2 separate regions of the Homo sapiens genome follow, and region 1 is linked to region 2. Evidence: chromatin loops called from intact Hi-C (ENCODE). Cell type or tissue: ascending aorta. All regions are shown on one strand.

Region 1 (8,000 bases), 55 kb before region 2:
CCAACTCCCAGGGATCACCTTCCTTCATTGCCTGATGTCCAGTGTCTTCAAAGCTATTGTTTTACATATTTTGTTGCTTTGTTTTTCTTGTTTTTGTTCAGGTGAGAGGGTGACTTTGTTTTCTATTTATTACTCCACTATGGGCAGAAGTGAAAGTCTTATTTTTGCTCTTTAAAAGATGAGTCAGCAATGTTCCTGCTTCCTGTAGTCTCTGAAAAAGTGTACATAGTATTGGAATTCAAATCTGGAAGATTGTGAGAATTCACATTGGAAAATTTCAGGACTGACGCATTTTTGTCAGGAAGAGATCATTTGACAAAAGATTTTAATTTCTTTTAAGGATACAGATCTGTGAGGACAAGATTTCTGTTATGATATCAAGTTTGGTAATTTTAATTTTCTAAGAAGAGAGGTACTCATTTTACTCATATTTTCAAATGTATTTACAGAGCTATAGACAGAGTTAAGACCCTTAAGTCTTTAATTTATTCTGTATCTGTGGTACTCTTCTCTTTGCCATTACTATTTTTTCTTTCTTCTTTCTCATTGAAAAAAAGGCTAAATATAGCTTCATTTTTTCTTAAGAAAATAATAGCTCATGTATACTTATCAATTATATGAGATCTCTTTTTTAATGTATTAATGTTTTCATTTTTTCTACTTTCCCTTGGCTTACTTTGTTACTTTTTTTAACTTCTTGAGTCAACTCCTTAATTAATCCATTTATATTTTTTCTTGTTTCATAGGGATGTATTTCAGATATCCATATGTGCATAGTATAAGCAAATGCTGAAACAAATAATTTGCTCAGAAAAATTCTGATTTATCAAATGAGGCATTCAAATTTGGCATCGTTAAATGCCATTAAGATTTGTTCCTCCAATGTTTCCGGGATCAAACAATCTGTAGTTAAACAAAGCAAACTTGTAATGTATATACTTAAATTGATAGTATATGTAAAGTGACATCTATTTGTTGCTGTAAAATTTGAGAAAATTTATGACATTATTTCCTTGTATATAGGAGACCTTTAGTAGAATTACTTTAAAAAAATAACTTATGTGCACGGCTAGTCCATAGGCATTGACCTGGGGAAAGTGTTTGACAGGGTCTTTTATTTTACATAACTTAGCAGACCAGGGAGCTGGGAAAGAGACTAGTAATTTGTATAAATAATTCAGGGATCTCCTGGTTGGTAAGAAACTGAGACCCCTAAAACCCTCTTTCTGTGTATTAGTTTGCTAGGGCTGCTATAACAAAGTACTACAAACTAGGCATCTTAAACAAAAGAAACTTACTGTCTTATAATTCTGGAGGCTAGAAGTCCAATATCAAGGTGTTGGCAGGGCCATCCTACCTCTGAAGGTGCTATGGAAGATCTGTTCCATGCCTCTCACCTAGTTTTTATTGGCTTGCTGGCAATCTTTGGCATTCCTTGGCTTATAGGAGTGTCACCCTGATCTCTTTTATCTTCACATGGTGTTCTTCCTGTGTTGATGTGCCCACATTTCCCCTTTTTATGGGGAGACCAGTCATATTGGATTACGGGCCCACCTACTATAGTATGACCTCATCTTAACTAATTATATTTGCAATGACCCTATTTCCTAATAAGGCTACATTCGGAGGTACAAGAGGTTGGGATGCCAACATATAAATATTAGGGGAACACATGTCAATTCATAAAATCCTAAGACTCAGAATTAAGGTAAAGCTATTGTGGTTGACCAGATGGGTTCTGTTCAAGGCCCATTTTCAGGAAAGTCTTGGAAATTGATAGGGCCAATGGGATGAAGGCAGGCCAGAGTGAGGAGGGAGGAAGAGAGGACAGTGGTTTTGAGTCTGAAGGTGTCAGCACTGATGCGTGCTCTGACCTGGCTTTCTGGAAGGAAAACCTGTGCTCAAAAGCATGTTGTGACTTGAAAAAGGTGTTAACTCAGAAGAGGTCCCTGGCTAATTTGGAACTTGGGCTTTTGCATTGCTCCCGTGGTAGCAGTTAATGTAGGAGGGACTTAGCATGAGTTATGTGATGCTATTGGAGTAGAAGGGTACCTACACCATTCTCTTGCTAAAACTCTGAATCAGTTATTGCTGCATAACAGACCATGCCCTAACTTAGCTCATGATTCCATGGATTGTCAGTGTGGCCTGGGTTCAGCAGGATGGTTCTTCCACTGGTCTTGTCTGACCTCTCTCATGTGGCTGTACAGCTGGGTCACCTGGGTATGTGTCTTAATCTGTTCAGGTGACTATAGCAATGCCACAGACGAGGTGACTTATAAACAACAGAAATTTGTTTCCTACAGTTTTAGAGGCTGGAAAGTCCATGATGAAGGCACCAGCATATATGGCATCTGGTGAAGTCTCACTCTCTAGATGATAGATGGAGACTTTTTTGCTTCATCCTCACATGGTGGAAGGGGCAAGGGAGTTCTCTGAGGCTTCTCTTATAAGGGCATGAATTTCATTCATGACACATTAGGTCCCCCCCATGACCTAATTGTTCCCTAAATGCCCAACCTTTTAATACTATTGCACTGGGGACTAGATTTCAGCATATTAGTTTGGGGAACACAAACATTTTAGCATTCCACTCCTAGACCACTTAAAACAATGTCCTTCTTGCATGCAAAATACATTCGTTCTATTCCAGTAGCCCCCAAAGTCTCAACTTGTTCTAGCATCAACTTTAAAATTTAAGTCCAAAGTCTTATTTAAATGTCACCTATATCAGATATAGGTGAAGCTCAAAGTACTATTCATTCTGAGACAAATTGTTCTCCAGCTGTGAACCTGTGAAATCAAACATGTTATTCGCTTCCAAAATACAATAGTAGGAGAGGCATAGGATAGACATTCCCATTTCAAAAGGGAGAAACAGGAAAGAAGGAAGGGATGACAGGTCCCAAGTGAGTCCAAAACCCAACAAGGCAAATAGCATTAAAGCTTAGGATTCCAAAGTCATCTTTGATTCAATGTTGTGCCTCTCAGCCCGTGGGACAGGGGTCCAGACTCTGCAGCATTGCCAGGCAGGTGTTGAGCATCCAAGGCTATGAGTAGCCCTACTTTCATGGCTCCACTAGGCATTGCCCTTTTGGGGGCTCTCTGTTGTGGTTCCCTGATGGGGCCCAAAGGCTCTTCAGGGCATCCTTTGAAATCTAGGTGGAGACAGCCATGTCCCCACAGCTCATGCACTCTGCACATCTATGGAGATGGCACTGTGTGGTGGCTGCCCAGTTTTACTGCCCATGCCCTTTAGAGGGACAGCCACTGTGTCTTGAATCACACCTTGGCCTCCTGGAGCCACACCTGAGGCTGCCAAAGAGCATCACACCAGAATCTGGGGAGCAGATACTTGAGGTGGTGAAAGCATTAAGCAAGCAAACTTGAGCAAGCACTGAGTGAGGCTCTGTAGAAGCTCAGGGCCCCTCTTTTGACATTGTTCTGTCCCCTACATTTTGTCACTCTTGGCTGGTCCCTACATTTTGTCACTCTTGGCAGGTCATGGAAGGCAGCACTGATAATCTCCAAAATGCCCAGAGGTCATACTTCCATCATTTTGATAAACATCACCTGGGTAATTCATACTCATCTCTTTATCAAAAGATTGCCTGGCCACAACCTTAGTGTTCTCTCCAGAGCACGTTTTCTCCTTTTACCCCATAGAGATAGGCTGAGGATTTCCCAAATCATTAAGTTCTGCTTTCTTTTTGATTATGAAATTGACTTTATTTTTTTTCTCTTCTTGCATTTCACCATAAGCACTCAATAGAAGCCATGCTACTCCTTAATACTTGGCTTAGATATTTCATCAGCCAAATGTCTGATTTCATTCACAAGTTCTATCTTCCATGAAACACAAGGGCACAAACACAATTCAGCCAAGTTCTTTGTCACTATATAACAAAGCTGAGCTTCCAATATTATGAGTTTCTAATATTATGTTCCCGATTTACATCTGAGACCTCTTCAGAATGGCCTTTACTGTCCGTATTTCTATGAATTTTTTTGCTCATAAATATTTAGATATTCTCTAAGAAGATTGAGGCTTTCTCTACATCTTCCTCTTCTTTTGAGCTCTCATCAGAACCTCCCTTTAAGGTATCTTCGTGGCAATGTGGCTTTTTCTAGCATACATTTCAAAATCCTTTCGGTCTCTACCCATTAACCAGCTCCAAAGCTGCTTCCACATTTTTGGATATTTGTTGTAGCAATACCCCCACTCCTCAGTACCAATCTCTGTCTTAGTTCATTTGGGCTGCTATAACAAAAATACCACAAACTGGGTGGCTTATAAACAACAGAAATTTATTTCTCACAATTTTGGAGGCTGAGAAGTCCAAGGTCAGAGCTCTGGCATATGTGGTGCCTGCTGAGGGCCTGTTACTCATAAATGGTAATTTCTTTTTGTGTCTTCATATGGTGGAAGGGGCTTGTTAGCTCTGTGGGGCCTCATTTATAAGGGTACTGATTCCATTCACGAAGGCTGTGCTCCCACGACTTAATCACCTCTAAAGGCCCCATCTTTTGATATAATCACATTGGAGATTAGGTTTCAACATGTGAATTTTGGAGGAACACAAACATTCAGCCCATAGCAGGATGGGTCACCTGGGGGTTTGTCAGTCCCAGACCTCTCTCACATGTCTGGTTGTTGGCCCTGGTGGTGTGGGCAATAGGGCTATGTCTGTCCAGTATGACTCAGCTATCCCAGATTACTGGGGGACTGTGTTCCAGAAGCAGCAAGAAATGATGAAATCAAAATAAGCAAGCACTATTCAAGTTTCCACTTGTGTCCCATGGGCCAAAGCAAATAATTTGTGACCAATATTATAATTAAACCCAAGATTATTTAGCAAAACATACCGCTGGGGAGTGATACCTAGACCAAGAATGGTTTCGGATTCTCATGGCTGAGGGTAACAGTGGGAGTGGGAGTGAGATTGCAACATTGGTTTCTCAACATTGGTTACTCATGACCAAGGTAGTCCATATGAAGCTGTTTAGGGAAACCTGAAGACTACTTTTTTTCAGATATTCCTGGTCCCTCTATACCTCTTGGAATTCTGTGAGCATTTGGTAAACGGATCCCTTCCACTTATAGATTCACCCCAACTCCATCCCTTATGATATCCTGGGGAACTTCTCCTTCCATCCTCCCCTGACCCAGCCCTGCTCTAGGATAGGCCCTTGATAACTTACTCTCTGGAGCTGTAGCTCTCTCTTTGAAGGTTGCTTGGCAGCTTTGCTTTCAGGCCTTAAAATGAGACACTGTAAATAATAGAAGGAATTTGGACTCATAACATGCCCACATTCTTGCCTGGGCAAATGACAATACTTTTATATTTTTTCAGACTCCTGCAGGAGCAAGACCAAAAAATCACAAATTAATATCTCAATAAATTATTCTGCCACATTTGTTTACCCATTAAATGTTGGAACTGTTTATCTTCCTTTTAAATTATACCTGAGCTGTGTAGAAAACAGTATTTTGTCTTATAAAATTTATCATCATGAAATTACTTGGCACAGCTCCTCCAGAAATGTCAGGTTTCTGAGTTAGTAAATACAGCATCAAAATAGAATGACTTTTCTTTATGAGGTATGTAGAACTCTGTCATTTGGATTAAGTAGAAATATCCATTAGCAAACACATGTGCCTAGACAGGCACTTAAAATATTAACAAAAAATTCTTTTAACGTTGAGAACCTTCGATAGCATGTTTTTTTAAAAAAATACAAAGGAGTGTTCAGTTTCTAGCCCTCCCTCCTTTTTTTTTTTCTTGTAAAATAACAGAAAAGGTATCCAAGGATATTACCATACATACTCTTCAGCATCTAGAATAAACCCTAAATTCTCTTCTCTTGGATTCTAGATGTGTAGAATGTCTATAATTAATAGGGCCACCATAAACAGTTGTGTAGACTCCCAAGGCTGTGGGGCTTGTCCATCCAGAGGGATGGAGACCCTTTTCTAATTCTCCAGTGCTGGCTCAATAATGAAAGTAGAGATGACGGCAGAAAAGCGAGAGCATTTGAGTGTGTATGAATTTATATTTGTGTGTTCAATAGAACTGTGTGTGTTTTTGGGCTGGTATCAATGTTCATTTCTCTTTCCTTTGGAGGAGAAACTCTGAGAGAGCTGGAACAGTGTCTCATTGAGTGCTGTGCCTGGAGGGTGGTTAAATAATGAGCCACCATTCAGAACATTACACTGGGCCCTGTGTGGGCTAAGGAGTGGGGGTGCAGTGTAAATAGAGCAGCTGTCACAAACGGGCCAATGATAATCTATTGATTGATGTCAAAACCATAGCTGGCCATGCGTCATTCTCATCTCCAATGTGGGCCATCAACGTTCTTGTCAAGACCTCCCTTACACCCTCCCTTCTTCCTTTTCTCTCTCCCTTTTACCCTCCCAACCTCCCTCCATTCCTTTTCCTTTACTCCTGCAAAGATCACATCAAAGCAGATGCTGATCAAAAATATATTTGAGAATTCTCTACAGGAACTTACAATCCAGTGGATGGAACTGAGCCTGTCAGTTTCCCCGTAAGTCCAAAGTCAAATTGTTTCCATCAAAGACTCTTTGGAGCTTGCACAGTCAGAGACTCAAATAAATCAACCTCGTCTAGTTTCTGGTAGTGTTTAAGACACATTAGAAAGGCAGAATATGCCAATGCACTTCTGAAGGAGTACAAAAGATATTATGTCTTGGGGCTTGTGTTATTGAAAATGGCAAAATAAAAACAATATACGCAGATACATGGTCTAACCTAGATCATGGGCACAGTGTTTTTGAATTTGGCAGAAAACTCTTTTTATAGGCTATTCTAAAATAGCAGTTTGTGTATTTTGGGCCCAGGTGAATAAATGTATACTTGGGAGAGGGAATAAACAACAGTGAAAAATTTGGCTATTGCTTATTTAAATATTTCTTCCCTCCCATTGTGAGTAGGTACAATTTTCCCTGGAATGGTCCCTCCCCTGCCCTTTTCTTTCCTCCTCCCTGCCCTGACCCATTTTTCATCTTCTCATTTTCCTATCTACCCTCTTCCTAACTCCAAATTTTATCATGTATTACTCCTACCCCAAAGGCCAGATTGTGGAATGAGTTGGGAGCATGGTCAGAGTTGCATAAGGTGGTTGTGGAGGTGATCCTGCCTGTGGGCTGTCTCACCTTAAGAAGAAGGTTTACCCCGTCCATCAGGTAACTACACTGTGAGCATGTGGGCCACAAACAGTCTAACACTTGGGCTCACACATAGAAAACAGGTTCTCTGTGTTTAAAATATGGTAGACTAAAATCAAATGAAAGAAAAAAATCTCTGCAGGTAGAATTGTGATCATTGTGACTATTGCAATTATGACTAAGCATGTTGCAATCAGATATATTCTGGTCTTCTTGTTCTTGTTCTTTAAAAATCATTGGTAAGATGATATGGATGGTCTAAAAAAAGACAAAGAGGGGCATGATAAAAGGAATAGTCTAACAGGAAAATATCATAATCCTAAATATATATGCACCTAACACTGAAGTTCTCAAATTTATAAAACAATTACTACTAGACCTAAGAAATGAGATAGACAGCAACACAATAATATTGGGGGACTTCAATACTCCACTGACAGCACTAGACAGGACATCATGACAGAAAGTCAACAAGAAAACAATGGACTTAAACTATACCCTACATCAAATGGAATTAACAGATATTCACAAGACATTCTACCAAGCAACTGCAGAATATACATTGTTTTCTTCAGCACATGGGACATTTTCCAAGTAGACCATACGATAGGTCACAAAACAAGTCTCAGTCAATTTAAAAAAAACTGAAATTATATCAAGTATCCTCTCAGACCACAGTGGAATAAAATGGGAAATTAACTACAAAAGGAACCCTCAAAACTATGCAGATACATGAAAATTCAATAATCTGCTCTTGAATAATCTTTGGGTCAAAAGTGAAATCAAGATGGAAATTAAAAATTCTTTGAGC
Region 2 (8,000 bases):
TTCTAGTTATACATTCTTCTAAATTTTTTTCAAAGTTTTCAACTTCTTTGCCTTTGGTTTGAATGTCCTCCCGTAGCTCGGAGTAATTTGATCGTCTGAAGCCTTCTTCTCTCAACTCGTCAAAGTCATTCTCCATCCAGCTTTGTTCCATTGCTGGTGAGGAACTGCGTTCCTTTGGAGGAGGAGAGGCACTCTGCTTTTTAGAGTTTCCAGTTTTTTTCCTCTGTTTTTTTCCCCATCTTTGTGGTTTTATCTACTTTTGGTCTTTGATGATGGTGATGTACAGATGGATTTTTGGTGTGGATGTCCTTTCTGTTTGTTAGTTTTCCTTCTAACAGACAGGACCCTCAGCTGCAGGTCTGTTGGAGTACCGGACCGTGTGAGGTGTCAGTGTGCCCCTGCTGGGGGGTGCCTCCCAGTTAGGCTGCTCGGGGGTCAGGGGTCAGGGACCCACTTGAGGAGGCAGTCTGCCTGTTCTCAGATCTCCAGCTGTGTGCTAGGAGAACCACTGCTCTCTTCAAAGCTGTCAGACAGGGACATTTAAGTCTGCAGAGGTTACTGCTGTCTTTTTGTTTTTCTGTGCCCTGCCCCCAGAGGTGGAGCCTACAGAGGCAGGCAGGCCTCCTTGAGCTGTGGTGGGCTCCACCCAGTTGGAGCTTCCCGGCTGCTTTGTTTACCTAAGCAAGCCTGGGCAATGGCGGGCGCCCCTACCCCAGCCTCGAGGCCGCCTTGCAGTTTGATCTGAGACTGCTCTGCTAGCAATCAGGGAGACTCCGTGGGCATAGGACCCTCCGAGCCATGTGCGGGATATAATCTCCTGGTGCGCCGTTTTTTAAGCCCGTCGGAAAAGCGCAGTATTCGGGTGGGAGTGACCCGATTTTCCAGGTGCCGTCTGTCACCACTTTCTTTGACTAGGAAAGTGAACTCCTTGACCCCTTGCGCTTCCCGAGTGAGGCAATGCCTCGACCTGCTTCGGCTTGTGCATGGTGCGCGCACCCACTGACCTGCACCAACTGTCTGGCACTCCCTAGTGAGATGAACCCGGTACCTCAGATGGAAATGCAGAAATCACCCGGCTTCTGCGCCGCTTATGCTGGGAGCTGTAGACCGGAGCTGTTCCTATTCGGCCATCTTGGCTCCTCCCCACTGCCTTCTTTTGTGTTAGTCTTATTTCCTCAAAAATCAAACTGTTTCTTTTGTTTTAATATCCACAGCTCTGAACAGTGTCTTACACATAACAGGTGCTTTAAGAGCTCTGGGATGAGCAACTTTCTGTATCCCTGATGGAAATGCTTACAGAGTCCATTCTGCTGTCTGCTTCCTTTTGGGTCAAGTGGCGTCCGTCGGGCAGCTGCACATTGGATGATACTTCCTAGAGTGCGTCGGTGTCCTGCTGCTAGGAAAGGTGCCCTGTTGTTTGGAGCTGGGAGAAAACAGCAAGAAATGAGTTCTAAGGATTTTGGTAAGCTTGATTAGGGGAATTGAGTCTAAAATAGATGTTAGGTAAGAGATGTGGTGGTACATGTCAGGGCCAGTGGGTGAGGCCAAACTGAAAGCAGGAGGGGAAAGGGGCAACAAGGCAGGGCAATGCAGGAGGCCATGTGCCCCAGTGAGTCAGCAGACAGTCGTCTAGACAGACCTGGAAATGTGGTCCCTCAGCTCATTGTTAGCTTTGCTTTTGGTTCACATTTGAGTGAGTGTCTGCATCTAGAGAGGCCAGTTCAGGAGCAAAACATCCATTTTCCAGGAAGGGATAAGAGAAAGAGGGGCTAACCTTTAGCTTGAGCTGCTTGGCATCCAGACAAAGGGTCTCACACTAGACAGGTCACAGCTAACCCCCTCTAGTCCTTGCATGACTTTGCAAAATCTCCTGTTTTATTTTGATTACTTCCAAAAGATGGCCATCTAACCTGTTTGTACAAAGAAAAATGAGTATTCAGAACAGGCAACGTCATCCTATGGACAGGGGGTAGCCGTTCAGAACTCTGAAGTGCTTGACGCAGTGCAGTATGCTGTGTTTAGGAAAAATTCGTTTGGTATCTGTTGATGGCACCACCAAATATATGCCTGCTCTAAGTACTCTAACTTTTGTTCATAAAGATGCAGCAAATGCTCTTGAAGGGAAAGAAAGAGCTTTGCACTGATGTTGCTTAGCAACCAATTACTCATTTTGTTTTTCAATTTGTTGTTTTTAAAAATTTCTACTATGTCGTGTTAAATTAATCTGGGGCCAGGTGCGGTGGCTCATGCCTGTAATCCCAGCAGTTTGGGAGGCTGAGGCAGGCAGATGATTTGAGGTCCAGAGCTCAAGACCAGCCTGGCCAATATAGTGAAACTCTTTTTCTACTAAAAATACAAAAATTAGCTGGGCATGGTGGTGCACGCCTGTAATCTCAGCTGCTTGGGAGGCTGAGGCAGGAGAATCACTTGAACCCAGGAGATGGAGCTTGCAGTGAGCTGAGATAGTGCCACTTCACTCCAGCCTGGGTGACAGAGCGAGACTCCGTATTAAAAAAAAAATTAATTAATCTGGGTCTGAGGCACAAGGTTCCTGTTTATTTGATGGCTGCTGTGCACAAATAAAAAGATGGTGGCACTTTTTTGGGGTATTTAACTCCCTAACTGGGTTACAGAGTCTAGGAGCACTTGTCATCAACTTGAGGGAAATGTATAAATTGGGAAACAAGAGACCATCAAGGACAATATCGCACCTCTGTCCTCTCGGCCTCCCTAGTCCTCTGTTGAAAGTTGAACACTGGGGCTTCTTTCCTTCCTGACCATTCCCCTCCTAATTCTGGACTTCAAGGCATGGGTACTGCCTCTTTACCAGTCCACATTTTGTCTGTTTCCGTTTTCAACTGTCTGGTTCCTTTGCTTAAGATTCGGTTTGGTGGAGCCTATCCTGACTCTTCGGTGAGTGATGAAGTATGGCCCTCGACTCGTCAGTCAGGGGATTTGGATTCTAATCCTAGCTCTGCCATTAACTTGCTGACTGAACTTGAGTGAGTTGCTTAGTGTGTTTGTTAGAATAGGCTAAACTATGCTGCAGGAACAAGGACATCTTGAAATCTCTGTGGCTGTGAACCACAAAGACAAAAACCTGATGAGTGCTGGACCATCCTCTAGAGCAGCTGCCTTCCATGGGGTGATCTGGAAATTCAGGTGGCTTTCATGCTGTGGTTACAGCATCTCAACATGGGAGCCACCGAGGGGAAGGAGAGAGAGAGGGACACATTGGCTTGCCACAATTTCAGCCAGGAAGTAGCATGTCACATCTGTTCACAGTGTATGGGCCGGGACGGGTCACATGGCTGTCACCTAACTGTGGAGGCAAGGTGTGGTTAGTGGGAGGACAGGCTGGAAAATGAAGAACATCTCAAATATTTGGGGAACAGCAGCCACCGCTGTCACTCTTGGCATCTTTGAGTTTCAGCCTAGTCATCTGCAAAATGACAGGGTTGGACTAGATAATTCCTAAGGGCCCTTTTATAGCTGTAAAGATCTAGGAGGTATGACTAACCAAACCACCATGATTCCAGATTAAGTATTTAAACTTCTCCTCTAAGCATAGTTCTATTTTTAAGAGGAATAGATTAGCATTATCTTCACCCACTCGCTTTATTGTCCTGAATTGAATAGTCTCACTTCTTTTACCGTAAAACTCTTCCTTTTAAAAAGAAAAATCAGACAAAATAAAGTATTTTTATAGGCTAACCCTCTTTCAAAACAAATTCTTCAGGCTGGGCACCGTGGCTCATGCCTGTAATCCCAGCACTTTGGGAGGCCAAGGTGGGTGGACCACCTGAGGTCAGGAGTTTGAGACCAGCCTGGCCAACATGGCAAAACCCCGTCTCTACTAAAATATACAAACATTAGCCAGGCATGGTGGTGCCAGCCTGTAATCCCAGCTACTCGGGAGGCTGAGGCAGGGAGAATTGTTTGAACCGGGGAGGTGGAGGTTGCAGTAGGTCGAGATTGTGCCACTGCACTCCAGCCTGGGCGACAGAGTGAGACTCTATCTCAAAAACAAAACAACCCCAAATCAACAAATTCTTCAGCTGGAAGGACTTAAGAAAACTCTAGTTATTTATTGTCCTAACTACTTCTTAATCAGATGCTGTAGAAAATGTACAGTATGCAGACACAACTCATTTTTTACCAGTGAAAATAATGATTTGAGTTTGTGTATTACATGATTATAAAGTGATATCTAAATTGGTACTGAATTTCTCAGAGAAGTAAGCAATTTTAAGTGAAGAACAGACACAAGGGAAGTACAATTAAAGTTTACTTCTCTTTTTGAAAGATATGTCCCTGAAAATCTATAAATAAATACTTTTAATTCCATCCTTATCCTTTGAAAAGTGGGACTTCTGGCAGCTTGGCAAATAAATAAAGTTTTATTGGCACACAGCCACACTCATTTATGTGGTGCCAATAACTGTTTTTGTTCTACAAAACTCTCAGGCCCTTTTCAGAAAACATTGTGCAACCCCTGAGTTAGGCAATCTAAATGTTAACCTGGTAGCTTATAGCAGCATTGAGAGTCAGTACAGATGACAACAGTAGTTCTCAAACTTGAGTGAGCATCAGAATGAATAATTTGTTAAGGGCTTGTTCAAGCACAGAGAGTGGGACCCCATCCCCCAGTGTCTGATTCAGTAGGGTCGAGGGTGGGGTCTGATAATTTGCACTTGGACATGTTCCCAGGTGATGTCGATGCTGCTGGTCTGGGGACAATACTTGGAGAAGCACTGGAGTACAGCTGACCCTTAACATGGGTTGGAACTGTGCAGGTCCACCTATATCTGGATTTTCTTCTGCCTCTGCCACTTCTGAGACAGCAAGATCAACTCCTCCTCTTCTTCCTACTCAACATAAGGACGACGAGGATGATGATGTTCCATTTCTACTTAATGAATTGTAAATATAGTTTCTCCTTTGTGATGGTTAATACTGAGTGTCAACTTGATTGGATGGAAGGACGTGAAGTATGTTCCTATGCGTGTCTGTGAGATATTGCCAAAGGAGATTAACATTTGAGTCCGTGGACTGGGAAAGGCAGACCCACCCTTAATCTGGGTGGATGCAATCTAATCGGCTGCCAGTGCAGCAAGAATAAAAGCAGGCACAATAATGTGAAGAGTAGACTAGCCTAGCCTCCCAGCCTACATCTTTCTCCCACGCTGGATGCTTCCTGCCCTTGAACATCAGACTCCAAGTTCTTCAGCTTTGGGACTTGGACTGGCTTCCTTGTTCCTCAGCCTGCAGATGGCCTGTTGTGGAACCTTGTGATAATGTGAGTCAGTATTCCTTAATAAACTCCCCTTTATATATACATTTATCCTATTAGTTCTGTCCCTCTAGAGAACCCCAACTAATACATCCTTCTTATGATTTTCTTAATAACATTTTCTTTCCTCTGGCTTTATTGTAAGAATACAGTATATAATTCATATAGCACACAAAATATACGTTCATTGACAGTTTGTGTTATCAGTAAGGCTTCTGGCCAACAGTAGGCTATTAATAGTTAAGTTTTTGAAGGGGTCAAAAGTTATACGTGGACTTTTGACTGCATAGAGGTTGGTGCCCCTAACCCCTGTGTTGTTCAAGGGTCAGCTGCAGCAAAAGCATCAATTAAGAGAGAAACTTAAAGCTCTACTCCTGCCTCTTTTTCGATTTTCTAGCTGAGTAATCTTGAGCAAAGATTCAGTTTCTTCCCATGCAAAATGAGGAGACTGGCCTAAAGTAGGCCTTTTCAACTACTGTCTCCTGACAGCCCTCGGGGAGCTGATCTGGGCCTTGAGCCGATAGCCTTCTACCCTAAGCAACCTCCTTCATTTATCTCAGCGTGCCTTATAAATATTGTCATTTTCTATGTGTGTATGACCCAAAAAGGACTGGGAAATGTTGCACCTGAAAACTGCTGAGGCCCTTTTAGCTCTAAATTATTATAGGTTTACAAGTTTTGATAAACGCCTCCATCTCAATTATACTCATCATCGCCTGCTGGCTATGGCTGTTAACTTACATCACGCATATGTGGTGCTTGCATGTCTTTCTTATAAATCACATTCTTTGGATGTTTTCCTACCTCATTGATTACTTTTTCTCAGATTGAGATGGGTTGCCTGATAGCCTCCCTAAAGCACATGGACTTGGTGTTCATTTAGTCATTCAACACTCGGCACTTCCCGATGCTGGAGGCTGCATGGGATTTATCCCTTCTTCCCTTTAATAACACTGTATTATCCAACAGTCATGCGGCTGTATTACCTTCTCCACCTGCTCCTGCTCTTCTCTGCTCCAACAGAGAGAAAAATTAGAGGCAGCTGTAAAGAGACAAGACATCCTCTTTTCCTCTATTCATAGTTTTTCCTGATGTGTCGGAACTTAATAAATGTTGATTAAATGAAAGAATAACAGATGGCACAGTGTGGTGTATGTAGGACAATAAATAATCAAGTGCAACTACTCACGATTGCCTACAATGCAGGTGCTGTCTCACTTGCTCTCTGTATATATGTGTGAATATATGCACACATACACATATATACATATGTACTCACGTAAACATATTTTGTTGAAGTCATTGCCATGCTGAATTGAATTCATGGTTATTCCCATGCAATTCAATATGTATCGAATACCTACTAAGCTCAAGTTGGTGCAAGATGTTATATAAAGGAAACTTAGATACAGCTATTATTCTCAGTGAGCTTACAGTTTTGCTCTATAATTATTCTTTGGAAAACCAACTGAGAGAGGAGGTGGGTGAAAACTCTTTACTGAGAGACCATCTTTTGTTGTAGAATTGGTTTATAGTCTTTTTGTCTAGTGCCTCCAAATGATATCAAAATGGAAATAATGTGGAACATGGTGAGCATGAGTCATCGTCTAGTGAAGTGGGCACTGTGAATTCCAGAGGCAGCACAGCTAGAACAAAATTTATGAAAGTCAAGGTTGGAAGGAAGCCTGCCTCCAGAATAAGCTGAATGATCAAAAGTACATGGTGTACCTTTCTGCATTGAATAGCTCTGTTTTTTCTGTCTATATGTTTTTCTTTTTTTTCTATCTATATGGCTTTCTAACTTTTGGCCTTTCGGCTTCACTTCTGTAGGGATTTGTGCATTTGCTGTCTGGGACCAAATGATTTGCTACCCAACATCAACCAGACGTGATTGGCATCAAATAATTGATTTGACAAATATTTACCAAATGCTTAGTATATGATAGAGGCAGATGTAGCTACAGAGATGAATAAGGTATAGTTCCCATCCTCAGGCTGGTGGAAGAGAAAACATCATTAGCACCATGACAAGATAAATTCTGAGCAAAGGTAGAAGAAGCAGCTAACTACCTGGGCAGCCGAGGAAATCTTCACAGGGAAAAACACAGTTCAGAGTTGGCATCTGAGGGTTTTAAAGATTTTATTGTCCATTAAAATGGCCTCCAACATAATATTAGTGAATTTTTGGATTAAAATCAAAGCCCGGTAAATAGGATGCAGAACAGAAGTTGCTGTTTACTGATATGACTACATTTAAAGGGGGTTGATGTGTTTAATGTGAAAGGAATGTGTTGTTGAGTACCTGCCTGAGTGTGAATGTGCCAGGATGGGTCTGAAGCAGTGCGTGGGAATGGAAGTGGGGAGACAGAATTGCTTTGCACAGTAGAGGGAGAAGAGTTGAGAGCCAGAGGAAGTAATGGGAAAGAGCCGTAAGAGGGATAAGAGGAAGTGAGAAGCCAGTTAGAGAATGGAGAGTGGGCTAAAGTGGCCTCAAGTGGCGAGTGGAAAGACTCCTTACTACTTGAGTGGTCTGAAATGTCAGGCATGGTTGTTTGTTTAATGAATGTAAGGCATCGTTGTTTAATATTCTATTTGAAGTTGCCTGCATTGTTGAGATGTAACCTGGGTCTTCCCAGAGCTTCATTAAACCTAACACACACACACACACACACACACACGCACACACACACACACACAAGTGCTTTGT

Evidence for each region. A loop is a pair of places that touch in the nucleus more often than their neighbours do. Peaks named below come from ENCODE experiments on the same cell type or tissue, not always from the same donor. Only the 100,000 strongest peaks of a DNase experiment are listed, where the experiment ranks them.
Region 1: a loop joins it to region 2, with 1.9 times the contacts of the local background. A loop is called at or near these places in 3 of 110 quality-filtered maps.

The regions. Positions count from the first base shown.
Region 1 is chr13:97,778,892-97,786,891 of GRCh38, reverse strand. No RefSeq gene overlaps it. Among named protein-coding and RNA genes, the nearest start is that of IPO5, 170 kb to the left of the region's middle. In ascending aorta, no CTCF peak of the experiment used is centred here; DNase peaks (open chromatin) are centred at 4,671 and 5,199; H3K27ac peaks cover 3,580 bases.
Region 2 is chr13:97,723,558-97,731,557 of GRCh38, reverse strand. No RefSeq gene overlaps it. Among named protein-coding and RNA genes, the nearest start is that of IPO5, 230 kb to the left of the region's middle. RefSeq lists an enhancer at 737-1,936. In ascending aorta, no CTCF peak of the experiment used is centred here; DNase peaks (open chromatin) are centred at 4,587 and 6,918; H3K27ac peaks cover 2,879 bases.